Linked DNA regions of Homo sapiens: region 2 is linked to region 1. Evidence: read pairs that join two places in POLR2A ChIA-PET (ENCODE). Cell type or tissue: OCI-LY7. All regions are shown on one strand. Each heading gives the region's core, and the rest is flanking DNA. Links, peaks and the distances in the headings are about the cores only.

Evidence for each region. ChIA-PET counts read pairs that join two places held together with the same protein. Peaks named below come from ENCODE experiments on the same cell type or tissue, not always from the same donor. Only the 100,000 strongest peaks of a DNase experiment are listed, where the experiment ranks them.
Region 2: POLR2A ChIA-PET joins it to region 1 with 9 read pairs; 2 of 35 experiments call an interaction of 5 or more read pairs at or near these places.

Annotation. Positions count from the first base shown.
Region 1 is chr2:226,768,435-226,784,263 of GRCh38, reverse strand. All of the region lies in intron 1 of IRS1 (insulin receptor substrate 1), which reads left to right. Among named protein-coding and RNA genes, the nearest start is that of IRS1, 23 kb to the left of the region's middle. RefSeq lists an enhancer at 1,937-2,231. In OCI-LY7, for the core only: no CTCF peak of the experiment used is centred there; a DNase peak (open chromatin) is centred at 11,343; H3K4me3 peaks cover 2,641 bases; H3K27ac peaks cover 3,917 bases.
Region 2 is chr2:226,920,357-226,936,185 of GRCh38, reverse strand. The region is part of intron 8 of RHBDD1 (rhomboid domain containing 1); the gene reads right to left. Among named protein-coding and RNA genes, the nearest start is that of RHBDD1, 92 kb to the right of the region's middle. In OCI-LY7, for the core only: no CTCF peak of the experiment used is centred there; no DNase peak of the experiment used is centred there.

The sequences.
Region 1 (15,829 bases), core at 5,005-13,004:
TTTAAAAAGCTGTTAAAGAGTTTTATATATGAAGCTATCTAGTTTCTCAGGTGTATATATCATTTAGCTTTCAATATGTAACAAACCACAACCAAATAAAGTGCTTTAAAACATCAATCATTTACTAGGTCACAATTCTGTGTGTTGGTAATTTAGGTTGAGTTCAGCTGGGCAGTTCTTCTGCTTGTCTCATCAGGGTGAATGCAGTGGTTCAGTCAGTTGGAGGATTGACTGGGGGCTAGTTGTCTAGGATGCTCTTCCTCACATATCTAGTGGATGATGCTGGCTGTCAGTTGGTGCTTGCTATTGACTGGTCCACGTGTCCCCAGCAGACTGACCCAGTCCTCACGTGGTATTGAACAGGTTCCCAGCAGCAAGAGCAGGGAAGCAATGAGTGCATAAATACTTTTCAAGCCTCTGCTTATATCACATTTGCTACTATCCCATTGCCTAAAGCAAGTCACATAGCCACACCCAGCATCAAGGGGATAAAATAGAGATACTATTAGAAAATCTGTATTTTTTGACTTACTGTGATACCATAGTATACTAAATGCAGTTATTTTGTTGTCATTAGTAAATGTTTATCAACTGCATGTTGAACATTTAGAATAAAATTATTCTTAGATGTTTATAGTGAACACTTCTACCTTTGGGTGAAATATCAGTGATTTCCTTCATACTACTTTTTTTGGAAAAACACAAACACTTATATTCCCTTAAATAACTATTCATTGAGTTTTTCTCTGTGAGCCAGGCAGTGGAGACTGAAATACGTGTGTCCCTGCCTTTGTGGCACTTTACAGGGGGCAAAAATAAACAAGTAAATAAAGAAATATGCTACTGCAAAATGTGGCATGAGGAAGAGGAAGGGCAGAGTGTTATGAAGTAGAATAATGGGCACTACCGTAAATGTAGGGGCAGGAAATGATTTCAGAAAATACATAATGTACTTCTATTATTCAGGTTTGTAAAGGAGAAACACATATTTTTATATTACATGCTTTGTGGGCCAAGTGCAGATTCAGGTCTTGATGGCATCTTTTTAAGAGTTAGATCTCCTTAAGAATACCTCTTATTAGTTGAGTGAAGGCTGAAAGCTCACCCCTAAGTAAAACATTGAAAAATGACTATTGAGGTTTCTAGTAGTAGATGCGGTTGTCTCTATTTTTAGTGCCATTGGTGGATGGTGAAAATATACTATTTGTTCTAGATGTCTACTATGAACTAGGTTAGAGGATTACACTTTGTTTTGTTTTGTTTTGGGACACAGTCTCACTGTGTTGCCCAGGCTGGCATGCAGTGGTGTGATCTTGGCTCGCTGCAGCCTCCACCTCCTGGATTCCAGCGATTCTCCTACCTTAGCACCTGAGTAGCTGGGATTATGGGTGTGCGCCACCATGCCAGGCTAATTTTTGTATTTTTAGTAGAGACGGGGTTTCACCATGTTGGCCAAGCTGGCCATGAACTCCTGACCTCAAGTGATCTGCCCACCTTGGCCTCCCAAAATGCTGGGATTCCAGGCATGAGCCACAGCACCCAACCAAGGATTACACTTTGTAACAGTCCTCAGGTGGCTCACATAGGACTTGAAAGCAAATATGGTACTGGAAGGGAACGCAGAGCCAGGGGATATCTTCCCACTGTCTCTTCACCAATGACTTACTGCTTGTCCCCACTTACACAACAAACTGAGCCACATGAGAACTGGTGCAGGGCGCTGGGCATTTTGTCTGGGGAGGTGGAGAGCAAGGGCCTAAATGGAGTCAGAGACTTTGAAATGGTTTGAAAGGGCTTTCGCTGCCTGAGCATAAATCTAGATTTGGGTAACACAAAGTTGCTGATTATTGGAAAGCAAATGCAAATGGTTTGCCACATCCTACTCAAAGCAAAGGCAGTACTTTAGTTAACTCTTCACCCAGCTCTCCCATCAGCTACTATTTACATTTTGCTTTTACCAGAATCTCAAATACCGTAAATGTTCCTGAGGTTACAGAACAAAACAAAACAAGACACTGTATAAAATATGTCATGGAGGGGAGCCAAGAGGGAGAGACTGAAAGTTGAACGTGGTGGTATTTATATTGTGATCTTGGCAGCTCCAGTCCACCCCCCTAACCCACCCTTACTAGCTCCCTCTGCCCCCCTTCCCAATTCCAGCATACTCTTTGAACCACAGCTAAACAATAACTTCCTTTCAAAGCGAATCCCATTCCTTCTGGTTAGGTTAAGGAATATTAATATTACATTTTTAAAAGAATAGGTAATAAATTAATTTCTAAAAATATTTTATTTCCATTTGTAGAGTACCCTGGAAGTTACCAAGAGTATAATTAAAACTCCCTTTTGCCCAAACGTGTGTGTGTGTGTGTGTGTGTGTGTGTGTGTGTGTGTGTGTATTTAGGGGTGAGGAGGAGGGCAAGGGAGTGGAAACTGCAGTCCAATAAAAAAGGTTACATTCCTAAAACTTGGTCTTTAAAAATATTTTGCAGCCTGAGCCTTTAGTCCCTCACAAGTCCCTACAGAGGCCGACCTTCAGAAAGTGTACAGGCTTGTTGTTTCTTGGGCCTTTGAACTGGGTGAAGAATGTGTCTCAAGATGGAAAAATGAATGGCTGGTGCTTTAGCCTCCAGCTTGAAGCTCGCTGGAGGAATGTTATTGTGTCTTCAAAGCCTGCTTCCCACCACGCTGTATTAGTTAGATGGGCTCATGGAAAGCGTCTTTGCATTATCAAGTACACAACAAAAACCCATACCACCCAATTCGATCTAATTCACTGGCTCCTTTTAGGTGGATTTTTAATTAATGTGTCTCTTCTCTATGAATAGAGCCCTATTCCACGGCTCCCTCCCTACCCCAACTCAGGATTTACTGTTACTCACCACTTTAGGAAACTTCAGCATTTTTCTTTTCTTTTCCTTTTTTGTGGATGGGAAATATTATTTTTAAAAATAATGGCAGAAGTTGTTTAGGAACAACTCTCTTAGCTGAGAGGAGTTCTGAATGGATTTCCAGCGAAAGTAAGTAAAATTGCATTTGCAATGTAAAATCAATGCCTTTAAATGCATTGACCAAAGAAAATGCCCAAATCTTTTATTAGCTGGGTTCAAGTGTATCAACCACCCTGCCTCTCCTTTTAGTTCAGAAAATTTACCCCTTCATGAAGGATGATGGAAGCAGTAACACCACCTGTCCTTGCTTCAGTTACTGGTTTTATGGCACTCCTTCCTACTAAAAATTGTGAGCTATTTGAGAGTAGGCTCACTCTTCATTTCATGACTCCATTATCCAAGTTGGTGCTCACAAAACGCTTGACACATTGAAAACATATTTATCAACAGTTCAGGGAAGAGTCTTGGATCAAGGGAGAGGATGGCTTTAGAAAAGTTTCAAACAAGAACAATAATGTGGATATTTTTTGAGTATCTCAAACCATTTCATTTGTCCAATATTTAAAAAATTCAGATTTAACAATATCAGATATATTAAAAAGTCCATCAAAATTACAAGACTGTAATCTGGTATGACTGAATATAAAAACTTGGATAAAATTAATTGCAACTTCCTATGTATCTTAAATCTTGGACACTTCCTCCCTTCCCCCAAACCATTCTTTTGAAGATTGACAGGAACTTTGCTTTGTTTTGACAAGATTTATTTTTGTGCTTCCAACAGTAGCTCATCAACTTTTATTCTACTAGTATAGTTCTTCTGATGTTAATTGTAGCTTACTGATCTAGGTCATAGCATAGCATTTTTACTGACGTTTCAGATATCAAAAGCAATGAGAAAATTATTTGAAAAATAAGCATTATATCACAGCTACCTCTATTTTAATTTAATTTAATTTAATTTAATTAATTTGTTTATTTGACATGGAATATCATGCTGTTGCCCAGGCTGGAGTACAATGGTGTGATCTTAGCTCACTGCAACCTCTGCTTCCCAGGTTCAAGCGATTCTCCTGCCTCAGCCTCCCAAGTAGCTGGGATTACAGGCACCTGCCACCATGCCCAGCTAATTTTTTGTATTTTTAGTAGAGATGGGGTTTCACCATGTTGGCCAGGCTGGTCTTGAACTCCTGATCTCGTGTTTCGCCCGCCTCGGCCTCCCAAAGTGCTGGGATTACAGGCATGAGCCACCGCACCCGGCTGCTACCTCTATTTTTAAAAAGAGGTCAGTTAGAAAGTTTGTGATTCATAGATTTCCCTCCTGATGTGTCCCATTGCTCCTCCTTTTTCTTCCTCTTTGTTGCTAATTAGCCCCTCTACTAAAATATGCATAAGGTTTAGGAAAAGGAATTAAATTTAAATGAGTCCATTTTGCCAGTGTAGCCCTTGGTAGGTACTCTGCTAAGATGTTACCTTGGTCTGGAAAACTGAACCTAATTGCTTTGAGACTTTTCCCCTGCATTCCCTGACTTTTGTTTCCACACTTCATTGAGGCTGGACTGGTGTAATGACCAAAGTAATGGAATGTGTATTCTAAACTGGTGTGTCCGCTACTGTAGCAATTGTTTTTAAATATTGTTGGACATTTGAAGTATTGAGCTAAAACTTAGGATCCAAGAACTTTTATAGTACTTACAGCAGAACATTTGTCACATTTGGGTATGAAACCCACAACTCCACAAGATCTGTAATATAAATTAGTTCTATTTTATTTTAAATAAGACTTCAGTTTTATTGGCCCTTCACGGTTGATTCACATTTTTGCTGCTTTCTAAAACTTGAAGATGTGTGTCCTTATAGATATGTGTCTGGTATTGAGCTAGGCTATTTCTCTTTTCACCAGCGTGGCTGAGTAGATTTGAATGCTCAGTGGAATGAGTCTGGCATTTGGTAGATACTGTTTGTTGTATCTAAATAATGAATGAATGTTGGACCATAGGATTTTAAAGCACAATATGGAAATATACCAACACCTCATTTATCTGTAGACCAGAATCATATCCTATTCAGGAAAATAAAGTTTTTGTTAACTACATTACTACTGCTAATACTTGGTGGGTATTGAATATTTTCTTAGATTTTTCCATTCATTGCAGAAGTAAGCTGTTGTAATTGCTGAACCTGAAATTTAAAGGAAATCATAACCAATCATGAAGATCTTGGTAGGGAGTCGTTGAAGACTCAAATGGTTGTAGACCTGTCATGAGAGAGCATTCTGGTTAAGTGGTACAATAAGGAGTTAGTGAATTTCTACTGAGTACCAGGCATACTCCTAAGTTCTTGAATTACAACTGTGAAGAAAACAGACAAAACTTCAAGCTTTCTTAGAACTTCCTTTCTTGAGGGCCATGTGAGTGAGAAAGCTATAGAGGACCAACTTTCCCAGGGCACATTTTTGTGATGTAATAGGGCAAATTATAAAAGAGAAGGAAGTAAGAGTTGAAGTTGATGTATATGTGCTTGAGAGAGATTGTCTTACATGAAAGTCGAGATCTGGAACAGGTGACATATTGAGAGAAGGATGTTAGGAGTATGTGGTACATCTGGGAAGCCCTAGAGAAGACTGGGGCTGGCCACAAGTGTGGCCACCTATGTGTACTGGGCATTGGGTGTTGGAGGGAACAGGGATGTCATGAACCATAGCTTATGTTGCAGCTTTGGATGGTAGTAATTTTCACTAGGTATTGTAAAGAGTTTTCTTTTTAAGACTATTATGCAAAAGTGGTAATGTATATACTCTAACCTTTCTTTTCCAAAAGTTTTTTTTTTTTAAATTCTGTTAGAAAACTATTTAATGTTTGGGAGGAAAGACTATCTTGAAACTGCTCTTATGTAAAAAGCTTTTACTTTGGTATTGCTGTGTATTTTACAAGTAAAGATCTTCAGGCATATTCCTGTTAAATCCATACATCACAAGAAGAAATCTCACAATTTTAAGGTTGCTTTTTCTAGTGGATAACAGCTTTTATGGTGAGGAAATTCCTTTATCGCTAACTTAAATCCTTCATTTACATGTGAGAGAATTTCCCTCATTCTGATTTTAGTAGTGGTGACAAATAGCCTTTTTTAAAAATCATGAGGCTATAAATTATATTTTTATCAGAAGATTTAAATTATAGAAATATACTGTAAAGTACTATTAAGTTCTAAAAACAAATTTAAAATAAAACACGATGACCATATTTAAATATGCAGAAGAATAAATGGAAAAATCATAACCTTGGTACTGCAACTAATCAGTTTGCTAAAAGAGGAAATAAGACAGGAAATGAATTTTCTAAGAAATGCTTAGAAAAAATATTTATAAATAGAAAATATTTTATAATTGATGAGACAATTCTAATTAAACTGACTATGACTTTTCTGGGTTTCAAATACAACATATATTTATTTGCTGAAACTTAATAATAGGGTCAGTGGATTAGTCCATTTTCACACTGCTGATAAAGACAAACCCGAGGCTGGGCAATTTACATAAGAAAGAGGTTTAATTGGGCTTACAGTTCCACCTGGCTGGGGAGGCCTCACAATCATGGCGGAAGGTAAAGAGGAGCAAGTCACATCTTATGTGGATGGAAGCAGGCAAAAAGAGAGCTTGTGCAGAGAAACCCCCGTTTTTAAAACTATCAGATCACATGAGACTCATTCACTATCATGAGAGCAGCACAGGAAAGACCCGCCCCATGATTCAATCATCTCCCAAAGGGTCCCTCTCATAACACATGGGAATTATGGGAGCTACAAGATGAGATTTGGATGGGGACACAGAGCCAAGCCATATCAGCGAGTTTCCTCTAAAAGAAATTTTCCATCATCTAACTATTCTATGAAGAACAATAATTCATCAAATACAGTTTACAATTTGGGGTTCTATAAGTGGTAAGGAACTTTAAATAGGTTTGAAAATCCTTTGGAAAACAAAATACCTGAATATTTATATAGTCACCTAAGCTTGTTTTATCACTCATTTTTAACTCAATAGCATTTTTAAAATACACTTTTTTATTTCAGGACAGTTACAGATTTACAGAATTATCCCAAAGACAGTACAGAGATTTACTATGTACCCCATACCTAGTTTCTGCCTTTATTAACATCTTGCATTAGTATAATACATTTGTCACAATGAACTAATGTGACACATTATTGTTAACTAAAGTCCATACTTTATTCAGAGTTCCTCAGTTTTCCCCTAATGTCCTTGTTTTTCTGTTCTAGGGTCTCATCCAGGATACCACATGGCATTTAATCATTATATTATGTGTCTCCTTAGGCTGTATCAGTTTCCCAGATTTTTCTTGTTTTTTATGACCTTGACAGTTTTGAGGAATAGAATGTCCCTCATTTGGGATTTGTCTGATGTTTTTCTCATGATTAGACTGAGTAATGTGTTTTGGGGATGAAGACCACAAAGAGTCTCACTGTGTTGCCCAGGCTGGAGTGCAGTGATGTGATCTTGGCTCACTGCAGCCTCTGCCTCCTGGATTCCAGCGATTCTCCTACCTCAGCACCTGAGTAGTTGGGATTATGGGTGTGCGCCACCATGCCAGGCTAATTTTTGTATTTTTAGTAGAGACGGGGTTTCACCATGTTGGCCAGACTGGCCATGAACTCCTGACCTCAAGTGATCTGCCCACCTTGGCCTCCCAAAATGCTGGGATTGCAGGCATGAGCCACAGCACCCAACCAAGGATTACACTTTGTAACAGTGCCATTTCATCACCTTGATAGGTGCCATTTCATCACCTATCAAGTGTACCTGTTATCAACAGGATTTCTCAAGGTCGATGTTGACCTTGATAACTTGGCTGAAGGAGTGTTTGTCAGGTTTTTCTGCTATAAATTTAGCCTTTTCCCGCCTTTCCATATTGTGCTCTTTGGCAGAAAGTCACAATACACAACCCACAATTAAGGATTGGGCAGTTATCTACCCACCCCCACCCGAACCACCCCACACTCACACACGATTCTTCTGCACAGGAGATTTGCTTCTTATTTACTTAGTCAATTCTATTTATATTAGTATGGACTCATGGCTGCTTATTTTATACTTCAGGTCATAATCCAGTAACACTTTATTTTGTTGCTCAAATTGTTCCAGCTTTAGCCCTTTCAGTTGGCGCCTGTGTCCCTTTGACATACTCCCATCATTGTGGGTTCTTGCTTTTGTATTTTTTTTGAGCATTCCCTTACTTTTTGACACTCCAATATACTACAGGATCACCTTGTTTATTTCCTGCCCCAGTTCTAAAATCATCAGTTTCTCTAAGGAGCTGCTTCCTTTTATTGGAGAATGTACAGTCTGCCCTCTGTAACCTTGGGTTCTGCATTCATGGATTTCACCAAGCACAAATCAAAACTATTCAAGGAAAAAAAAAAGGATAGTTGCATCTTTACTAAACATATACAGACTTTTTCCTTGTCATTATTCCCTAAACAATACGGTATAACACTTATACATAGCAACTACATTGTATTATGTATCATAAGTAATCTAAAGATGATTTACAGTATACCGGAGGATGTGCATAGGTTATATGCAAACACTACACCATTTTATACAAAGGACTTGAGCATCCATGGATTTTGGTAGGCACAGGAATCCTGAAACCAATCCCCCACAGATACCTGATGGACAATTATATTGGAAACTAAGATCTGGGAACTAGCAGTGTTTGTTGCTACTGAGATGTCATTTCTTCTTTGCCTTCTCAGCTGACAGAGCATGGAAATGTATGTGTGTACTAACCCATACGTATACACATATCTATAAATATTTCTATATGTAACCATCTGTATCTGTACTAAGCCAAGCATGAGTTCACATTGCTGTCTCTAACTCCAATCCATTTCCACATGGACCATTCTCGCCTCCTTGTTTATCTGTCACCTCCCACCTCAACAGTGTGAAGTCCGGCTGTTACTATCCTTGATCCATTTAATTGTTTGTTCAATTTCACTGCATACATATACATAGCAGTTCAGGATTGTTAACTCTAGCCCCATGGGAAACAACTTTATCAACTAGAGTACAATGCTTCTGTCAAGTTTCTTTTGCCTTTAGTCTTATAGGTTCCCCTCATTTCCAGAGTTACTTCGGTCAGCACCTTATTCTCCTACCTCTTTTACTGAAGTCTTTTCATGAATTTATAACACATTTAGATTATTTTGTCACATTCTGCATTCCATCCTGGGATCAGTGACTTCCTAGGTGTATTTTTTTATTTGCATACATTAAAGTTTACTGTTTGTGCTATAAATTCTCTGGGTTTTGACAAATGCTTAATTACTTGTATTTACCATTACAGTATCATGCAGTATAGTATCAAGGCCCTAAAAAATGCTCTGTGCTTCACTTATTCAACCCTTCCTCTCTCTCCCCAACCCCTGGCAATCTCTGATCTGTTTATTGTCTCTACAGTTTTGCCTTTTCCAGAATGTCATAAAATTGGAATCATTATAGTATGTATTCTTATCAGGCTGGCTTCGTTTACTTAGCAATATGCAGTTAAGATTCATCCACATCTTTTGTGGCTTGATAGCTCATTTCTTTTTATTGCTGGTTAATACTCTTGTATGGATGAAACATAGTTTATTTACCTAGACCACCAACCTGTTATGAAATGTTTCTCTACATGTGTTTGAAGACATTTGTGAAGTCAGGTCTCAGCTTTCCTTTAATACTAAACATTTTTAGGTTTTACTCATCATTCTTATTTTTAAAATCTTCAATTAATTTTGTGGCTCTTTCCCAAACCTTGAATATTTTTTTTGTTTGCTTGTTTTTTTTACATCATTTTCCTCCCCCAAATTGTCCAACATTCTGTAGTACAGTGTTTCAAACCAACTCCACACTGGACATAGTTGGACATTTGCTTCCCGATTTCCCCATGTTCTCTCCATTTTAATTTGCCCCATGTTAGTGTTTTACTTTTTCAGAGACAGAACTTTATAGGTTATGTACCACCTTGGAACCACTGTGATCATCAGAGCCTTTTTAAGCCCTCTTCCTTGAAGGACAGTTATTTGCATTTTAAAAAACAGATTTATTTGAACCTATCTACCAGTAGTCTTTTTAAAAAAGTATTTTGTGATTTTGATTCAGTATAGACATTTACAACATTTTTATTCTTTCTTACTATAACGGACTCTCAAGTCTCGGGGAATCAAGTTAATGAAGTTCATTGAGGCTTGGCTGTTGTGCTTTCCGGACGTCCAGTGGGAATCTGGAACTGCCTGGACTGCCTGGTCTGTAGTGTAGGAACAGGGCTTTCTCTGTTGGACTACAGGGAATTATCTCTGGGATCATAAGGAGGGCCATTCTGCCATGCCTCACTGTCTATCACCTTTATGTGAAAAAGGGCAGCTACTATCCAATTAGCTAAAAGGGCTTGAGGATCATATTTATACAGTCTTTCAACACTCAACAAGTACTTTTGAACCTTTACTAGGTACAGCATGGAATCAGCCTTAAGACTACTCTCCTGGAGTGGTTACAGTTAACCAAGGCAAAACCCCTTCTTCGCCTTCCTGGGGGAGATGTGATGGGGAGGGGCTGCTGGGTAAAGGGGCAGGCGATGGTGTAGGAAGGAGTTCACAAAAGCACACATGTTTTGTTTAAGGACCGAGATGCAAAAGAAAATAAAATCCCAGGTATGCTCTACAGTCCCATTCTTTTTTTTTTTTAACTTGCAAGCTAACAAGTTATACAGTCCCATTCTACACAATCTTTTCTTTTTTTTCTTTTAAAAACACAGACATTGATTTTTCTTTCTCTCTCACCGAAATTGTCTCAGCTTGTTGTATAATTCTTGCAGTAGAATTCCTGACATGCTAGATCATACAGATTACAGTGAGGCTTCTTTTATACCAGTGTGTATGTATGTGTTTTCTCCATATATTTAGAGTTTCATGTGTAATATTTCAAACACCTTCCCTTATAATCAGTTTGGCTGTCTGTACTTGTTGACTGTGAAGGGCCCCAGAAGAGTTGTTTCAAACAGAGAACCCAGCTGTTTCTATATATACATCCTATTCACCAAAATGAATCTTTGCAAAAAAGTTGTTTTTAATTGTTTAAATATTAACTAACCTGAAACAAACCTTATGTTCCTTTATAAACTGATACTAAAAAACAGGAATATATATCTGCCAATGGCCTTTGTTTCAAAGTTTCCAGAAATAGTCCAGCTAGAGTTACATAGGTCATTAGCTACAGACCTCTACGGTATTCTCTTTAGAAGTTCTGTGGCTGTTTGATTTTGCTTGTTTCATGCTGTCACCAAAGCCTAAAAGGAATTGGTATTACTGGACTATATTTGCATTTAGAGTGTGACCAGTTCTCTGGAGTACATATGCTGGGCTATTTATGAAACAACTTCAGCTGACAGCTGAAGATCAGAAGATGCTATTTTGGGAAGTGTCCTAAATGTGAGGTTCTGTGGTGAAAAAAAATTTAGTGTCTTACAGATAAGATACTTAAAACAGGAAGCAGTGGTAACTTACTGCTTCCTGTGTAAATATCCTTATCAGCATGATAAGCTTTAGGTTTCAGTTCTGCTTTCCTGATCCCAAGATTTATTTTCTTGTAATCATCTTCTATAAGAGGACTTAGAATTTTTTTTTTTTTTTTTTTACTGTCCATGTAGGGGGAAGAGAAAGAATTTACCAGCATCATTTTTCCTGTCTTGATAAGGTCCTGTCATTTCCTGCCACTCATAGTATTTGCTTGGCTAAGAGACAAATTATACGCTACTGTTCACTCATTCATTAGCTATATCTATTGTGTGTGGATAGTATTGATTCTGTATTTGTTTTAGTGCAAGACTAGGTTGACTATTATAAGTGAAAGATCAAATGAAAGTATAGAACCATCATGGACAAGAAAAGAGGAGATGTGAATTTTATTCCCGATTCTGCCACCTCCTGGGAACTGTCATTCCTTGACCTGATTTTCTGGTTCACAAAATTGGAGATAGTAATATTGCCCCAGTCTGTCTTATAATGTTGTTTTGTGGATCAAATGAAATAACATATGAAAGTAAAATTGTAAGCTGTGAATTGCCTCTCATACACAGAGTTTGTCATGGTTTGAGTTATATCCCACCAACGCCCCTTTCACCCTTAGAACATAGGGGTGCTTTTGGTTTTTGTTCCTTCCTTATTAAAAATATTTTTTGAACTCAGCCAGCTTCCTAGATTTCTTGGCTGTAAGAGTATATCAAGATTGAGTGCCTGAAAAGATACAACAGTGTTGAGTCTCTTGTTCAGATATTTATTTTATGAAGTATGAGTATGGTGTACTGTTAAATTCTAGGAAACTGGGTTGCATTTATTAGCTTGGCATAGAAAAAGCAAAGTTCTACATGTGGGCTAAATTATGTTACAAGCTGTAAGTATAAATCAGGATTAATGGCTGAAATATATTTATTAAACTTTAAAAGGAGCTAGGTACATGCATTTTATAGTTCCTGTGGATTTAATTATATATAAAAACTTGAAAATAAAAGTATGACTGGGGAGTGCTGAATGTTTTCTTCTGTAGAATTCTTGACTCTACTCTTGAGTCTCAGCACTCTTTGACAGAGAGATCCAGTGCTGTGTGCTGTGCCAGGCAGAAGGCATGAGCATCTTAAAGAGATGGATTTATATATGTATATAAACATATATATAGATGTTTAAGTATATTATATGTATGTTTAAATATGTATTATATATATTCAAGAGACATATATACAACAATTTACATAATCCATGCTGTAAGGAAAGCAAAATAACGAAACTACTAAAATTCTAACTCCTGGCCTCTGGGTAATTATAAATCAGTAACTAACTGTGGTTCATGGCTCTCTGTAAAACTGTCCTATGAATTTCACCCTTCCTCCAACCTACTCCTTTGTTCCTCTCCTCATTTTCTATTTTGCTTTTCCTTGAGTGGTGGAGCCGAATGCTCTGAAGTAATTTTGGAACACAGTGAGCCTACTGAGCCACCGGACAGCCGGCTGATACCATGTGCTTGGGAACAGGAAAGGGGACCCAGCTATAAACTCCTCAGCAGCCATGCCATGCCCTATCACCGTCATCCTTCCCCAACACCTTCTGACCTTGATAAACACAGTCAGGACCAAGAATGTGCTCATATTTACATATACCACTCCCTCCCATAAAAATAGGGTAACCTTTAAAATCACAAACAACACAGCCCACACTACCAACGTTCTTCCGTCACTGACAGTGACAGGATCTAGCTAGTTCTCATGCTCCAAAAGTTATATATATATACATGAACTTTAAAGAGAGAGGGTCTCACTCTGATGCCCAGGCTGGAGTGCTGTGGCATCATCATAGCTTACCCCAAACTCTTGTGCTCAAGAGATCCTCCCACCTCAGCCTTCCAAAGAGTCCAGTTTATTGAGAAAAATATTCGAGTTAAAAGTATCCCTAAAGATAATAAAGCTCAGAATGTTCTTTCTACAGACAAATAGACTCAGGACCATACAGTGTAAGTAACTTGGTTAAGATGATACAGCTGTTACATGGTAGAGTTAGCAAACAAAAACAAAAATAAAAACCCTGATATTCTATCTCCAGGTTAATGTTTTCTCCCATGCTATACTACATCAGGTTGTACATGTGTAAAATGCTTTGTCTGTTTTGTATCTTTATATACAACATGTTGTACATATATGTTGCATATTCACATATATATGTGTCCAAAGACTGTATGTTATAGATGTCATTGTTCATTCATTTGATCCTCAAATATTTGTAAAGCCATTCACTATTTTGGCTTTACTATTTGCTGGGAATAGGGCTAGGAATAAGACTTCGTTTCCACACTTCTGAGCTTATGTTCTAGAGGGAGAAATAGGCACTAAACAGATCAAGTTAATTCAGATAGTGGTAAGTACTCTTAGGAAAAATTAGGCAGGGTGGAGGAGTTTATGAACAATGTATCATACTAAATTTATCAAAGAAGCTAAGTAGACCACACTCATATTTAGTTTTATTGTTTTTGAAGTTTCTTTTGAAAAATTCTATTGGGCAAGATGCCATTCAGCAATTCACACATGTTTGAGGGGAAAATCATAATTTATTAGAATAATTAAAGGCTTTAAAAGGTAGCTTGTTAAATGAAGTTTTCTCTTTCATATGTGGAGTGTTTGATTATTAGCCCTGCTTGAAAATACTTTCTGAACACTGGTAATCAATTGCCTGTATCTATGACATAGTCAACCCTAGTCATAAAGTTTTCAAAATGCATTCATGACTGCTAGGACTTTATTACTGCTCTTTTTTTTTCAACCTCCTATATCCTTTCTGGGAGAGGAGTAGATTTCCTAGTGCCTCCACTGCTTACCAGACAGGAGAGCAGTGAAACTGGGAGGCTACATTTTGTAAGACTTGAACGGCCATACTTTATATGGCAGTAAGGCGATCAATGGCTGATATGTCTCAACTAAGATGAATGTATACTTGTGATCAGTGAATGGACCGATAAATTCAGAAAAGTTGGAAGACTCCATTCCATTGGCTTATGACTAATTTTTATATGCACCTGTTTTTCTGGAGTCATAAATAGAAAGTTTTCTAGAGATAACGACAAGAGTAGTCCTTCCCTGTTATCTGCCTCATTCCTACTAAAACAATAGCTTTGTTAAACAACTTTGAGGTTATAATGATGGGTTGATAAGTTGTTGCTTTTCAAGTGAAAGTTAAGTTTCTAAGCCTCCCATGAAACGCGTCGGAAACCTAAAACAACATCTGCATGTCTAGATCTTCCATCCATGTCTGGTTGGCTGGAAGGACAGCCTCGAAATGGCTCTGTGGTTCCTTGGGGTGCTGCAGGCCTGCATTGCCTTGGTCTAGTCTTCCATAGATCTAATTGCTTTCTGAAGACACTCCGGGCAGTCTTGCAGCAGCTTCTGTTTCCTTGCCGGTCACTGATTATTTGAACCTGGACTGTCCTGAGTTCAGTGTCCATGTGTACTGCACTGCCAGTGACCATCTTTGGCAGGGCAAGGCTGATGGCCTTAGTTGTCTTCAGTTTCATCATCTGTTCATAACTCTTTTTTGACTCTGCTTAGTGGATTTTCATCTTTGGCATGTATTCCGTGCTTTAAGAATATATGGTCACAGAGTGATTCGGTGATAGTGGGAGTATTGAGTTGGGAGAATCCTATTACTAGTTTCTAGGTTCTGATGGTCTCTTCAGTTGCATAAACAATATTGCAATATATTGAATATAGTTACATAAAACATATTGAACATGAGTTCCTATTTTGCAGACAAGTGTTACAACATTGTTGTTAGAGAATGGGTCACTGAAGGCACCATCTGTCTTGCCTCAGTGAGCTCTGGTTACTTTAAAGAAGGATTCGCTGGGTGCGGTGGCTCACGCCTGTAATCCCAGCACTTTGGGAGGCCGAGGCAGGCAGATCGTGAGGTCAGGAGTTCGAGACCAGCCTGACCAACATGGTGAAACCCTGTTTCTACTAAAAATACAAAAATTAGCCGGGCGTGGTGGGGGGCGCCTATAGTCCCAGCTACTCCGGAGGCTGAGGCAGGAGAATTGCTTGAGCCCAGGAGGTGGGGGTTGCAGCGAGCCGAGATAGCGCCACTACAAGATTTTGGAGAACTTTTGATGGCATTTAGATTGGTTTAGTAACAGCCAGAACCTAGTTTCACATGAATTTTAAGGTCAGCAGGTACAGAGGAGAGTTCAGGGTGGTTTACTAAGCTGCTGTTGGTACAATATTTAGCACACAAACATTCAAATTTTTGATTAGCCCTTTGGCTTTGGTTTGGTTTATTTTAGTCTTATTGATGATTATTTGCTTATTATTTTAATATTTCATTACTTTATAAAATATATTTGT
Region 2 (15,829 bases), core at 3,669-11,668, 150 kb before region 1:
ATACACACAGCAGCAAGTAAGAATCAGTAATCTAAAGCAAGTGTTGTTTTGCATTGAAATTGCTTTTAGACAATCTGGCAGATGGTACTTTTTTATTACATAGAAAGTTTTCCTGGGGGAGAACATACCAAATTACTTTTTAAAAAAAAGAAGTTAAGTGGTCACACAGAATTAGTCGTACATCTCTGTCCTGGCTATAATGTTTCTGCTATGCCAAGCAAGGCAGCAGTGAAAATTTGCATACATTAAAAATTGCCAATTGCATTATGCCTGCACTGGGCCAATAAAGGCTTGTATAATCACGCAACTGAATAAGGTACTACCATCTAATACATGTGTTTATCAAGTTAGATCTGCTTTATATAGCTGTTTGAATTTATCTTTCAGAGATCTTTCATCTGTAAGCCCTGAGACCTGTATGTCAAAAACTCACATTCCTGACATCTCCCAAAACTCCCATCTCTTTTTAGCTATGTTCTCCTCAGAATCATGGAACTGGAAGAGACTCTGAAGCATAACCAATTCGATTCCTTCATTATAAAAAAAAAAAATAAAACTGAGATCTGATCAGATTCAGTGACTCACAGCACAAATAAAGTTAGTTAATGGTTATGCTAGGAATGAAACTCAGGTCACTGAAATTCCCATCGTTTTTTCTTTGTAACACACCATCAAAGATGAAAAGAACATCAACATAATTTATCCAATTCTTTACAAAAATTGCCACACAGTAAGACAAATAAATGTTACTTTTACATACCTTGATGTTGCATCAGAAAAAAGAAAAATGTACAACTTAATTAAATAAATTATCTCCCCTTTTTAACTTAAAGCGTATCTCAATTGGTCCCTATGAATATATGATTGCTCATAAACAGGATTCAAAGGGATCATTAAATGCTCTGTTAACAAAGCACTACATATTAATTTGAAATCTAAATATTTTTTCTAATATGGCTTTCCCGGTTTTTACATCTAGAGACTAAGAAACAAAGCAGCAATCAGTTTCATTCTCAAGCCAAGACTTTTGTAGTATATTCCACCATAGTTTCATATATGCTACCTAGCAACCTCAACTGTGTAGTGCAGAGCTGGGGGTGACAATTCTGCTTGATTTTTTCACAAGACAGCCAAAGTGTGATTGTGGCCATTTGCCTTTCAGAAGAATCTAAGAAAAGAAGCACAAGTTACTCCACATGTCAGTAAGGATTTCCGGCTTCAACCAGTACCCATGCTGCACGCTGGCAGATAGAAATTGAAAAGGACAGAGCTTTGTACCCAGCACCAACTTAACCTGGTGGCAGGCTATTTAAAAAAAAAAAGAAAAGAAAAAGGCATAAATTATGCACAGAGGGATGTGGGGTTGGGGGAGAAAAAAAATGCAAGGAGCTAATGTTCCTAGTTGGCATCTGCCTTTTGACTCAAAGAAAAACATGGCTCCTTTCCAAAATTTTTCTATTACTGTGGTATCAGCTGCCTCTTGGATTCATTTATAAAAGCTGAGACTGCCAACAGAACAAGACAAGATTTTTGTTAGTAGTAGTAAATGTTCAAGCCCCTTGAAATAATATAAATTTCAATATTTCTTCTACAAAGGCAACTTAGGCATTATTATTCCTGGCATGATCTTTAGGACTTGTAATTATGGCCAGGTACTATTATGAAATACGATAATAGCAAATTCTGAGGTTAAAAGTTGCTAGCTACCTTGATTTTTCAATGTACCCTTACAATTTATTTAACTAAAGAAAAGTTTGAGAGGACAGTCATGCATCACTTAACCACAGGGATATGTTCTGAAAAAATGTGTCATTAGGCAATTTTGTCATTGTGCAGTCATTATAAAGTGTAGTTACACAAACCTACATGGCATAGCCTACTACACATATAGGCTATATGGTATAGCCTATTGCTCCTAGGCTACAAACCTCTATAGCATGTTTCTGTGGTGAATACCATAAGCAAGTGTAATGCAATGGTAAGTATTTGTGTATCTAAACATAGAAAAGGTATAATAAAAATATAGTTTTATAATGTTATGGGACCACTGTCACATATGTGGTCTGTTGCTGAGCGAAACATTATGTAATGCATGACTATAAATAGTACTGGATGTTTCTCTGGGGTACTGGCATTCTTTCTACCAAATGAGCTTGTTAGTGGGTCTTTTCAAAACTCAGTATTATTGGTAACTATTACATTAACTCCTTAGTCTAAAACCTTGGAATCCAAGAGAGATTTACCCAGACTTTTAAAAAGAAACTATAGTTTCTATCTATTTCATGATGGAAAAATCCTCTTTATGTAAGAAAACAAAATTGATAAATAGTATGCAAGAAATGATAATTCAAACCCCAGTGAAGAATAAGGAATGCTCCTAGCTTCCTCTTGGGATGTAGAAAGCTGGAAAGGGCATCACTTTCATCCTTATAAAAAACATAAATGCTACATAATCCTTAAATTAACTTGTTTTTTTTAATTGGGCAGCCTCCCAAGCCAGAGTAGGCTCAGAGAGACTACCTAATAACTTTTCTTGAACCCATCAAAGACCTGAGGTAGCAGATCAGCCAACTAAACAAATATAAATCTAAAATGACACATGAGCACTTCCTCACCTAGGACAGTCTCTGCTGGACACCAGTGAAAAAATTTCGGCCAAATTGTAAGAAGATTGGTAAAGGCTGACTGTAAGCCAGCAAGGGAACCCAGAATCCCCGGAGGGCTATGATATAAAGAAATTCACACCCACTTTCAGGTTTTCTCAGAACCTCATCTGGTCTCACAAGAGAGACTAGGGAGAGTCCAGAGAAAGCATCCTTTATCACTATGGTACAGTCCTGTGGGAAAAGAACAGCACCCACTCCAGGAAATGTATGAAAGGCTGCCCAGATCCTTCTCCCCTAGATAGCCTATGGAATAATGCCTTACATGCCTGAAAGAAGAGCAAAAACCACTGAGAGGGTTTGGATGTGCCCCCACCCAAATCTCATCTTGAATTGTAATCCTCATAATCCCCACACGGTGGTAATTAGATCACAGGGGCGGTTTCTTCCATGCTGTTCTCGTGATAGTGAGTGAGGTCTCATGAGATCTGATGGTTTTATAAGCCTCTGGCATTTCCCCTGCTTGCACTTACTCTGTCCTGCCACCCTGCGAAGAACGTGCCTGCTTCTCCTTTGCCTTCCACCATGATTGTAAGCTTCTTGAGGCCTCCCCAGCAATGTGGAACTGTGAGTCAATTAAACCTCTTTTCTTTATAAATTACTCTGTCTCAGGTATTTCTTCATAGCAGTGTGAGAACGGACTAGCAGAACCACCATTTCCCTTGGGGAGCTAGTGAAAACATATGGCAACTTTAAGAAGGGAAAAGGAAGAAAAATAAAACATACCCTCTAAATCCGGGGGAGGGGCAAGAACACTGAGAAGGCCATACTGCCAAACCCAGGGGCACAGTAACTGCTTAAGACTAAGGCTTAATCAGGACATACCCATAACTTGCCTCTCACCACCAGACTACAAAGCATAGAGCAACAAGTAATTGCACTATACTACCGGGAGAGGGACAAGGGAGTGGAAGGAGAACCTATCCGAGTCACAGCACAAAACGAGGACCTGAAACTGAAGTTCAAGCAGATACCGAGAAAAACCCTCTGGTAAATCATGCCCATCCTTAAAATAAGGTGATGGTAAAGGAATTTGAAGTCTTTGATGTGTCCAGAGTAACTATTGCAACAATAGGTATTCAGTATTACTCATAATTATCACAGGTAATTCAAAATACTAACAGAATTCATTAAATCGAGGAGACAATCAGTAGGGATACAGAAGTCCTAGAAAAAACTATCAGCTAAGTTCATCTAAATAACATTTAAATAGAACATTCTATCCAACAACAGCAGAATACACATTCTTTTCAGGTGCACGTGGCATTTTTACCAGGATGAAGTGTAATACAGCACAACCAGGTGAGATTTATCCTGGGAATGCAAAACTGCTTTGGCTTTGAAAATCAAAGTAATATAGTATGCTAATAAAAAAGAAAAACTATATAATCGTCTCAACAGATAGAGAAAATATTTTTAAAATAGCAAACCTCATCCTACAAAAAAACATAAAATACTTAGGTATAAATCTAAGAAAACATATGGAGGATCTGCATGTTCGAAACTATAAAACACTGGTCAAAGAAATCAAAGAAGACCTAAGTACATGGAGAAATATACCATATTCATGGATTGAAAAACTCATTGTTGTTAAGATGTTAATTTTTCCCAAACTGATCTATAAAGTCAAAATCTTGGGATTTTTTTTTTCAGTAGATATCAACAAGCTTCTTCTGAAATTCATGCAGAAAGGCAAAAGATCTAGAATACCCAAAGTAATTTTAAAAAAGAACTAAGAGGATCCATGCTATCTGATTCCAGGATTGATTATACAGCAAAAGAAATCAAATCATTTAGTATTGGTGAAGGACAGATTTCCACATAGATCAATGAAAAAAATACAGAAAGTCCAGAAATAGATTTTCAATTTTTTTTATTTCAGTAGCTTTAGGGGTACAAGTAATTTTTAGTTACATGGATGAATTGTATAGTGGTGAAGTCTGAGATTTTAGTGCACTCATCACCCAAGTAGTGTACATTGTATCCAATATGTAGGCTTTTTAATCTCTCACCCCTTTCTCACCCTTTCCCCTTCTGAGTCTCAAAAGTCTGTTAAACCACTCTGTATGTCTTTGCATACTCATAGTTTAGCTCCCACTTATAAGTGAGAACATATGGTATTTGGTTTTCTATTCCTGAGTTATTAATACTTAGAATATTGGCCTCCAGCAGCCCCATCTAAGTTGCTGCAAAAGACATTATTTCATTCTTTTTTATGGCTGAGTAGCATTCCATGGTGTATATATATCACATTTTCTTTACTCATTGGTTGATGGACACTTGTTTCCGTATCTTTGCAACTGTTAACTATGCTGCAATAAACATATGCATGCAGGTGTGCATAATGACTTCTTTTGATATAATGACTTTTCCTTTGAGTAGATAATCAGTGGTGGGAATGCTGAATCAAATGGAAGATCTACATTTAGTTCTTTGAAGAATCTCTGTACTGTTTTCCATAGAGGTAACTAATTTACATTCCTACCATCAGTGTATAAGCATTCCCTTTTCCCCACATTCACACTAACATCTATTGCTTTTTGACTTTTTAGTAATGGCCACTCCAGTTGGGGTAAGGTAGTATCTCATATTGTGGTTTGAATTTGCATTTCCCTGATGATTAGTGATGTTAAGCATTTTTTTCATACGTTTCTTGGTCATTTGTATGTATTATTTTGAGGAATGTCTATTCATGTCATTTGCCCAGTTTTTGACAGGTTTATTTTTTTTTCTTGTTGATTTGTTCGAATTCATTGTAGATTCTGGATATTAGTCCTTTGTCAGATACATAATTTGCAAATATTTCCTCCCATTCTGTGGGTTGTATTTTACTCTGATAATTATTTCTTTTGCCATGCAGAAACTTAATTTAACTGGCTCCCATTTATTTATTTTTGTTTTTGTTGCATTTGCTTTTGGGGTCTTAGTCATAAATTCTTTGCCTAGGCCAATGTCCAGGGAAGTTTTTCCTAGGTTTTCTTCTAGAATTCTTATGGTTTCAGGTCTTAAGATTTAAGTCTCTAATTGATTTTAATTTTTTATATGGTGAGAGATAGGGATAGTTTCATATTCTGCATGTGGCTGTTTTCCCAGCACCATTTATTGAATAGGGTGTCCATTCCTCAATTAATGTTTAAGTTTTGTTGAAGATCAGCTGGTTTTAAGTATTTGGCTTTATTTCTGGGTTCTCTATTCTGTTCCATTGGTCTTTGTATCGACTTTTACAGCAGTACCATGCTGTTTTAGTTACTACATCCTTGTAGTGTAATTTGAAGTCAGGTAATGTGATGCCTCTGGATTGTTCTTTTTGCTTCGGACTGCTTTGGCATTCAGGCTCTTTTTTGGTTCCATATGAATTTTTGGGTTATTTTTTACATTTCTGTGAAAAACAGTGTTAGTATCTTGATAGGAATTGCATTGAATATGCAGATTGCTTTAGGCATTATGGTCATTTTCATGATATTGATTCTTCCAATACCTGAACATGGGACATACATTTGTTTGTTTGTATCATCTATGATTTATTTGAGTAGTATTTTATAGTTTTCCTTGTAGAGACCTCCTTTGTTAAGTTTATCCCCAGTTTGTTTTGTTTTGTTTTGTTTTTTGTTTTGTTTGTTTGCAGCTATCATAAAAGGGGTTGAGTTTTGGATTTGATTCTCAGCTTAGTGGCTGTTGGTGTGTAGCAGTGCTACTGATTTGTATACATTAGTTTTATAACCTAAGACTTTACTGAATTCATTTATAAAATCTAGGAAGTCTTTTGGAGTCGTCTTTTGGGTTTTCCAAGCATACAATCATATCATCAGCAAACAGAGACATTTTGACTCTCTCTAATTTGAACGTCCTTTCTTTTTCTTGCCTGACTGCTCTAGCTAGGACTTCCAGTAATGTGTTGAATAGAGTGGTGAAAGCGGGCATCCTTATCTTGTTCCAGTTCTTAGAGGGAATTCTTTTCACCTTTTCTCCCATTCAGTATGATATTGGCTGTAAGTCTGTCACAGATAGCTTTTATTTTGTTGAGGTATATTCCTTCGATTCCTAGTTTGTTGACATTTTTTATCATAAATGGATGCTGGACTTTAGCAAATGCTTTTTATGCATCAATTGAGATGATCATATGGTTTTTGTTTTTAATTCTGTTTGTGTGATGAATCACATTTATTGACTTGTGAATGTTGAACCATTCCTGCTACCCTGGGATGACACTCATTTGTTCATGGTAAATTATTGTTTGGATGTGCTGTTGGATTCAGTTTGCTAGCATTTTGTTGAGAGTTTTTGCATCTACGTTCATCAGAGATATTTGTCTGTATTTTTATTCTTTTGTTATGTCCTTTTGTGGCTTTGGTGTCATGGTGATACCGGCTTCATAGAATGAATTAGGGACGATTCCCTCTTTCTCAGTCTTTTGGAATAGTTTCAGTAGGACTGGTACCAATTCTTTGAATGTCTGGTAGAATTTGGCTGTGAATCTGTCTGGCACTGGGTTTTTTTTGTTGGCAATTTAAAAAATTATGGATTCAATCTCACTGGTTGTTATTGGTCTGTTCAGGATTTCTATTTCTTGCTGATTAAAGCTAGGAGGGTTGTATATTTCCAGGGATTTATCCATTTCCTCTAGATTTTCTAGTTTGTATGCATAGAGGTGTTCACAGTAATCTCAAATGGTCTTTTGTATTTCTGTGGTGATGGTTGTAGTGTCTCCATTTTCATTTCTAATTCAGCTTATTTGAATCTTCTCTCTTCTTTTCATGGTTAAGATAGCTAACGGTCTATGATTTTGTTTATCTTTTCAAAGAGCCAACTTTCTGTTTCATGATCTTTTTTGTTGTTGTTGTTGTTGCAATTTCTGTTAATTCTGCTCTGATCTTTGTTATTTTTTTTCTTCTTCTAGCTTTAGGTTTAGTTGGTTCTCATTTCTCTACTTCCTTGACGTGTGACATTAGATTGTCAATTTGTGATCTTTCAGACTTTCTGATGTAGGCATTTAGCCCTATAAAGTTTCCTCTTAGCACTGCTTTTGCTGTATCCCAGAGGTTTTGATATCTTGTGTCACTATTATCATTTATCTTGAAGAATTATTTAATTTCCATCTTGATATCATTGTTAACCCAAAAATCATAAAGGAGCAGATTTGCTTAATTTCCATGTATTTATATGGTTTTGTGGATTCCTTTTAGAACTGATTTCTAGTTTTACTCTGCAATGGTCTGAGAAGATATCTGATATGACTTCAAGTTTTTTACATTTTCAGAAATAGACTGATGTAAACATATTCAATTGTTATTTGAAAAAAGTACAAAGGCAATTCATTGGAGAACTGATAGTCATTTTTACAAATGGTGCTGAAATATTTGGAAGTCCACAAGCAAAAAACAAACTTTGGTTCATACCTCACATCTTATATAAAAACTAACTCAAAATGGGCTATATATCTAAATGTAAATTTTAAGACCATGGAACTCCTAAAAGAAAATGTAGCAGAAAATCATGGTCTTGGGTTACATCAAAAGATTCTTAGATACAACACTAAATGCTTGACACATTGATAAATTGTGCTTCATCAAAATTATAAACTTTTGTGCCACAAAAGATACTTTTAAGAGAATGGGGGAAAAAGCCACAGACTCAGGGAAAATATTTGCAAATCACCTATCTTATGAAGCGCTTTTATTCAGAATATATAAAGAATTCCCTAAACTCAAAGATAAGAAAACAAACAATCCAATTAAAAGTAGACAAAATAATGGAACAGAAACTTCAGCAAAGAAGATATATAGGTAGTCGATAAACAGAAACATCATTAGTCATTAGAGAAATATAAATGAAAACTGCAACCTCACGCCTATTTGAATGGCTAAGATAAAAACAACTGAAAATACCAAATGCTGGGAGAACCGAGAGCAACTGGAACTCTCATATACTGCCGGCAGGAACGAAAACTGGTACAAACACTTAGGAAAACAGGCAGATTCTTATAAAGTTAAACATAAATTTACCATATATAATCCAGAAACCCTACTCCTATGTGCTTACCTAGGTGACATGAAAACTTATATTTACACAAATTCCGGTACGTAAATTTTTATAGCAGCTTTATTCATAAATGTCAAACCTGGAATCAACCCAAATATCCTTCAACTGGTGAAAGGATTAAAACAAAAAAACAAAAAAACAAAAAAAAACTTCTGGTATATCTATACACTAGAGTATAATTCAACCATAAAAGAAAAAAAATTATCAATATAGTTAATAGAAAGAGATGAATAACAAATAAACTTTGCTCAGGGAAAGAAGTACGACCTCTCAAAGCTAAATACTGTGTGATTTCATTTATATGACATGCTGGAAAAAGCAAAGTTAAGGAGATGGAGAAGAGAACAGTGCTTGTTGAGGATTAAGGGTCAGAGTAGGTTGACTACAAAGGGAGAGTGATGGGTAATTTTCTGGAGTGATACAACTGTGCTGTATCTAGATTGTTATGATAAACCACTCTATACTTCTGTCAAAGCTCACATAAGTGTACACCACACGGAGTAAATTTCACTATAAATTTTAAAGAAATAAAAATATTAACAAGGAACCCAAAGAAATAACTGATAGGTGATCAGTTTTTATACAGAAGTGCATAATACAAGACTAATATTTAGCCTTGTAAAAAAAGATCACCAAAGACTACAAAAACCATTACTTGAAAGGTTTTCAAGTAATTTTTAGGAAACAGGATATTCATATGGTGACATAGTATCACTTCATGTGGAACTTGCAAACAGCAAAGGGAAAAATGTACCTTTGCAACAGAGAGACTTGTCAGTCACTTTCTGAAACTAGTAACCAGGTATTAGTGGTATGGCTTGACACAGTGTATCTCCTGACCTGATGCAATCTGAAGAACACAGTGTTACCTATGACATTTTCTTGCTAAAAATGTGTAACCCAAATCCAATTAATCAAGTCCTCAAATGTAAGTGCCAATATATACAGAAATACACAGAACTAACTATTTAAATACACCACAAAGAAATAATAAGACACCTACCATTCAATGAGACTGGTGTCCTGAAAAATTAAATCATAAAAAGGGCACGGTATGGTTTTTATATTAAAAAGAAATAATCAAATGCAACATCAGAACCTTGAAAACCTGACTATAAAACATACTCTTTGAGAAAATTAGAAAATTTCATATTTGGACTAAATGGTAGGTGTTACTAGGGAATTCCTGCTAATTTTCTTTGATGTGGCCATGATGTTGTAGATAAGTAGCACAATGGCCCTTATTTTTTTTTTTTTTTTATTTACTTAGTAGACACGGGGTTTCACTGTGTTAGCCAGGATGGTCTCGATCTCCTGACATCATGATCCACCCGCCTCGGCCTCCCAAAGTGCTGGGATTACAGGCGTGAGCCATTGCACCTGGCCAATGGCCCTTATTTTTCAAAAGATACACATTGAAGGATTTAGAGGCAAAGTAACAGGATGTCTCCAACCTGTCAGAGGGTTCAGCCCAAACAATTCTAGTTTCTCTCTTCTATCCTCCCTCCCTCTCCTCCTCTTCCCTTTCCCCTCTGAAACACACACACACAAACACACAAACTCTACATTCAAATAAATTTGGGAAATACTGCAAACCATACCTCCTTGAATATCCACAATGACACTGGTATGCTACTTATGATTCTAATTAGCTCTGCAATTAAGAAACCAATTAATTACATATTTCCCAAGCTTATTTGACCACAGAATTTTATTTTGAATGAATGTTTTGAACAGCACACGAAACTAGTTTCAAGGAAACAGGTCTAAAAAGACTCTTGAAGTGCCTTATACAGTAACTAACAATGGCAAAGGAAGCAGCTTTATAAAAATTTATATTAATTTGAATTTTATTTTCCTTTGAAACCATTGTAATTGTCTAAGTGTAAGAATCAAGAAGACATTTGTCAAAGGCCGTTTTCATTTTTTTTTCCTAAGGAAAAATATTTGGTTTGAGTTGGCTTATTTTATAAATTTCTGGCCATATGGTACATACTATTTTGTGCCTTACGTTTTTTCATTCAGCAATTATGTTGTAATCATATTTTCATGCCACTAAATTTTTCAAAAATGTTATTTTTAATAGATGCCTAATATTTCCATTTTACAATGAAACCACAACTGATTTAACCCTTGCACACATTGTTGTGCAAATTTCAATGTATTTAAGTTTTTGTTACTAAATTTAATTAGGGAATCAGTAACTTAAAAACAAATATTGGACCATCTCTCTATTATTTCCTCAGGCTAGATTCCTAGTCAAGGAATCACTGAAGGTAAGCCTCTTGATTATACATTTCCAATGTGTTTTCCAGAAAGGTTATACCAATTTGCATTCATATCAGCAGCATATAGAAATGTCTGTTATCACTACCAACATTAAATGTGGTGAGATGGAGGGAGGTGGAGCAAAACGGCCAAATAGAAAGCTTTACAGATCATCCTTCCCAGAGGAACACCAAACTGAAGAACTATCTGCAGAAAAAATCACCTTCATAAGAACCAAAGATCATGTGAGTGATCACAGTACCTGGTTTTAACTTCACAACACTGAAAGAGGCACTGAAGGGAGAAGGAAAGATAGTCTTGAATTGCCAATGCCACTCCTCATCCATCCCCTGGTAGCATAGACAGAGAATCTGTGTACTTGGGGGAGGGAGAGCACAGTGATTGTGGACATCCCATTGGAACTCAGCACTGCCAGAAAGCAAAACTGGGCAGAACTTAGCCAGCACCCAGGGAGTGAGCATTTAGACCCGCCTAGGCCAGAGGGGAATTGCCCATCCCAGTGGTCAGAACCTGAGTTCCATCAGGCCCTGACACCATGGGCAAAAGTGCTCTGGGGTCCTAAATAAACTTGAAAGGTAGTCTGAGTCACAAGAACTGCAATTCTTGGGTAAGCTCTGGTGCTGTGCTGGGCTCAGAGCCAGTGGACCTGGGGGACATGCCTTCCAGTGAGACATCAGCCGGGACAGCCAAGTCAGTGCTTGTGTTACCCCTCTCCCAACCTCAGGCACTGCAACTCGCAGCTCTGGAAGAGACTATTTCCCAGTGCTTGAGGAGAGAAAACGGAAGAGTAAAGACAAATTTGTTTTGCGACTTGGATACCAGCTCAGCCACAGTAGGATAGGGTACCGAGCAGAGTCCTGAGGCCCCTATTCCAGGCTCTAGTTACCAGACATCATTTCTAGACGCACCCTGGCCAGAAGAAAACCTTCTGCCTTGAAGAGAAAGACTCAATCCTAGCAGGATTCATCACCTGCTGACTAAAGGGCTCTAGGGACCTGAATAGGCCACTGTGGTAAACAGGCAGTACTTACCCCATGGTATCTGGGTGAGACTCAGAGACATGCTGGCTTCAGGTTTGACCCAAGCACATTCCCAATATGGTGGCTTTGGGGAGAGACTCCTTCTGCTTAAGGAAAGAAGTGAGGAAAGTAAAGGGAACTTTGTCTTGCAGCTTAGGTACCAGCTTGGCCACAGCAGGGTAGAGCATCAGGCAGGCTCTTGGGGTACCTGATTCCAGGCCTTGGCTCTTGGAAAGCATTTCTGGACCTGAGCTGGGCCAGAGGGGACCCCACTTCCCTGAAGGGAGAGATTCCCATTAAACAAATTTGGCAAAGAGATTGAAATAATTAAAACAAATCAAGAAGAAATTCTGGAGTTGAAAAATGTAATTGACATACTGAAGAATGCATCACAATTGACCAAGCAGAAGAAAGAATTAATGACCCTGAAGACAGGCTATTTGAAAACACACAGTGAGAGGAGACAAAAGGAATGAAGCACACCTTCAATATCTAGAAAATAGCCCTAAAAGTGCAAATCAAACTGTTACTGGCCTGAAAGAGGATGGAGAGAGAGAGGGATAGAAGTAGAAAGTTTATTCAAAAGGATAATAACAGAACTTTCCAAACCTAGAGAAAGATGTCAATATTCAAGTACAAGACAGTTACAGAACATCAAACAGATTTGACCCAAATAAGACTACCTCAAGACATTTAATAATCAAACTCCCAAAAGTCAAGGAAAAAGAAAGGATACTAAAAACAGCAAGAGAAAAGAAACAAATAACATACAATGGAGTTCCAGTAGTTCTGACAGCGGACTTCAGTGGAAACCTTACAGGCAAGGAGAGAATGGCATGATATATTTAAAGTGCTGAAGGGGAAAAAAAAATTTATCCTATAATAGTATATCCAGCGAAAATATCCTTCAAACATGAAGGCAAAATAAAAAATTTCCCAAGAAAAGCTGAGAGATTTCATCAATGCCAGACATGTCCTACAAGAAATGCTAAAGGGAGTTCTTCAATCTGAAAGAAAAGGATGTTAATGAGCAATAAAAAATCATCTGAAGGTACAAATTCACTGGTAATAGTAAGCCACAGAAAAACAGAATAAAAGGACACACTGTAATTGTGGTGTGTAAACTATTCATATCTTGAGTAGAAAGACTATAAGATGAACCAATCAAAAATAATAACTACAACAATTTTTCAAACGTAAACAGTATAATAAAATATAAGTAGAAACAAAAGCTAAAAACCAGGGGGACAAAGTTAAAGTGTAGAGTTTTTATTCATTTTCTCTTTGCTTGCTTGCTTGCTTGTTTGTTTATGCAATCAGTGTTAAGTTATCAGTTTAAAAAAAGGTCATATTAATTTCAAGCCTCATGGTAATCAGAAATCAAAAAATATACAACAGATACACAAAAAATAAAAAGCAAGAAATTAAAACATACCTCCAGAGAACATCACTCACTAAAAGGAAGGCAGGAAGGAAGGGAAGAGGAAAGGGAAGACCACAAAACAACCAGAAAACAAATAACAAAATGGTAGGAGTAAATCTTTACTAAACAATAATAGCATTAAATGAAAAAAGACTAAATGACACAGAATAGAATGAATATAAGGTCCAATGATCTGTTGCCTACAAGAAACACATTTCACCTATAGAGAATGAAAATACATATAGAGGCTGGGCACAGTGGCTCTCACCTGTAATCCCAGCCCTTTGGGAGGCCGAGGTGGGCGGATCACAAGGTCAGGAGATCGAGACCATCCTGGCTAACACAGTGAAACCCCGTCTCTACTAAAAATACAAAAAATTAGCCGGGCGTGGCAGCAGGCACCTGTAGTCCCAGCTACTCGGGAGGCTGAGGCAGGAGAATGGCGTGAACCCGGGAGGTGGAACTTACAGTGAGCCGAGATCACACCACTGCACTCCAGCCTGGGCGACAGAGTGAGACTCCGTCTCAAAAAAAAAAAAAAAAAAAAAAAGGAAAAAGATACTTAATTCCAGTGGAAACCAGTAAAGAACAGGAGTAGCTATGCTTATATCAGACAAAACAGATTTGAAGATAAAAACTATAAAAAGAGACAAAGAAGGTAATTATATTATGATAAAGGGGTCAGTCAATTCAGTAAGAGGATATATTAATTATAATTATATATGCATCTAACACGGGAGCACCCAGATATATAAAGCAAATATTATTAGAGCTTAAGAGATCGATCGATCCCAATACAATAATAGCTGCAGACTTCAACACCCCAGTTTTAGCAATGGAAAAGTGTTCCAGAAAGATGCTCAACAAAGAAACATAACACTTAATCTGCACTATAGACTAAATGGACCTAATAGATATTTACAGAACATTTCATCCAACAGCTGCAGAACACACATTCTTTTCCTCAGTACATGAATCATTCTCAAGGATAGACTATATGTTAGGCCACAAAAAAGTATATTAAAAAGTTGAAAAAAACTGAAATTATATCAAGTATCATCTCTGACCACAATGGAATAAGATTAGAAATCACTAAAAAGAGGAATTTTGGAAACTAGACAAATACATGGAAATTGAACAATATGTTCCTAAATGACCAGTGGGTTAATGAGGAAATTAAGAAGGAAATTCAAAAATTTCTTGAAGCAAATGATAATACAAACACAACATTCTGAAACCTATGGGATACAGTGAAAGCAGGACTAAGAGGGAAGTTTATAGCAATAGGCGCCTGTATCTAAAAGGTAGAAAAACTTCAAATAACATAATGATTCATCTTAAACCACTGGAAAAGCAAGAGCTAACAAAACGAAAAAATAGTAGAAGAAAAGAAGTAATAAAGAGTAGAACTAAATGAAACGAAAAAAACAATACAAAAGATTCATGACAAAAAGTTGTTCTTTGGAAAACATAAACAAAATCAACACACCTTTAGTCAGGCTAAGAAAAAAGAGAGAAGACCCAAATAAAAATGAGATTAAAAGTAGACATTAAAACCTATTCTACAGAAATTCAAAGGACTGTTAAAGGCTACTATGAGCAACTGTATGCCAATAAATTGGAAAACCTAGAAGAAATGAATAAATTCCTAGACACACACAATTTACCAAGATTAAACCATGAAGAAACCCAAAACCTAAACAAACCAATAAAAAGTAATGAGATTGGTGCCATAATAAAAAATTTCCCAGCAAAGAAAAACCCTGGACCCAATGGCTTCACTGCTAAATTTTACCAAACATTTAAAAAGGAATGAATACCAATCCAACACAAACTATTTTGAAAAACAGAGGCAGAGGGAATACTTCCACACTAATTCTATGAGGCCAGTATTATCCTGATACCAAAACCAGACAAAGATATCAAAGAAAACCACAGGCCAATATCCCTGATGAACATTGATGCAAAGATAATAGCAAATTGAATTCAACATATTAAAAAGATCATTCATTATGACCATTTGGGATTTATCCCAGTGATGCAAGGATGGTTTAACATAAGCAGATCAATCAATGTGGTACACTATATCAACAGATACAAAACCATATGGTCATTTCAACTGATGCTGAAAAAGCACTTGATAAAATTCAACATTCCTTCATGACAAAAAACCCTAAAAAATGAGCATAGAAGGAATACACCTCAACACAATAAAAGTCACATATGACAGACCCACAGCTAGTATCATGTTGAAAGGGGAAAAACAGAAAGCCTTTCCTCTAAGATGTGGAATATAACAAAGATGCACACTTTCACCACTGTTATTCAACATAGTACTGAAAGTCCTAGCTAGAGCAATCAGCCAAGACAAATAAATAAAGGGCATACAAATTGGA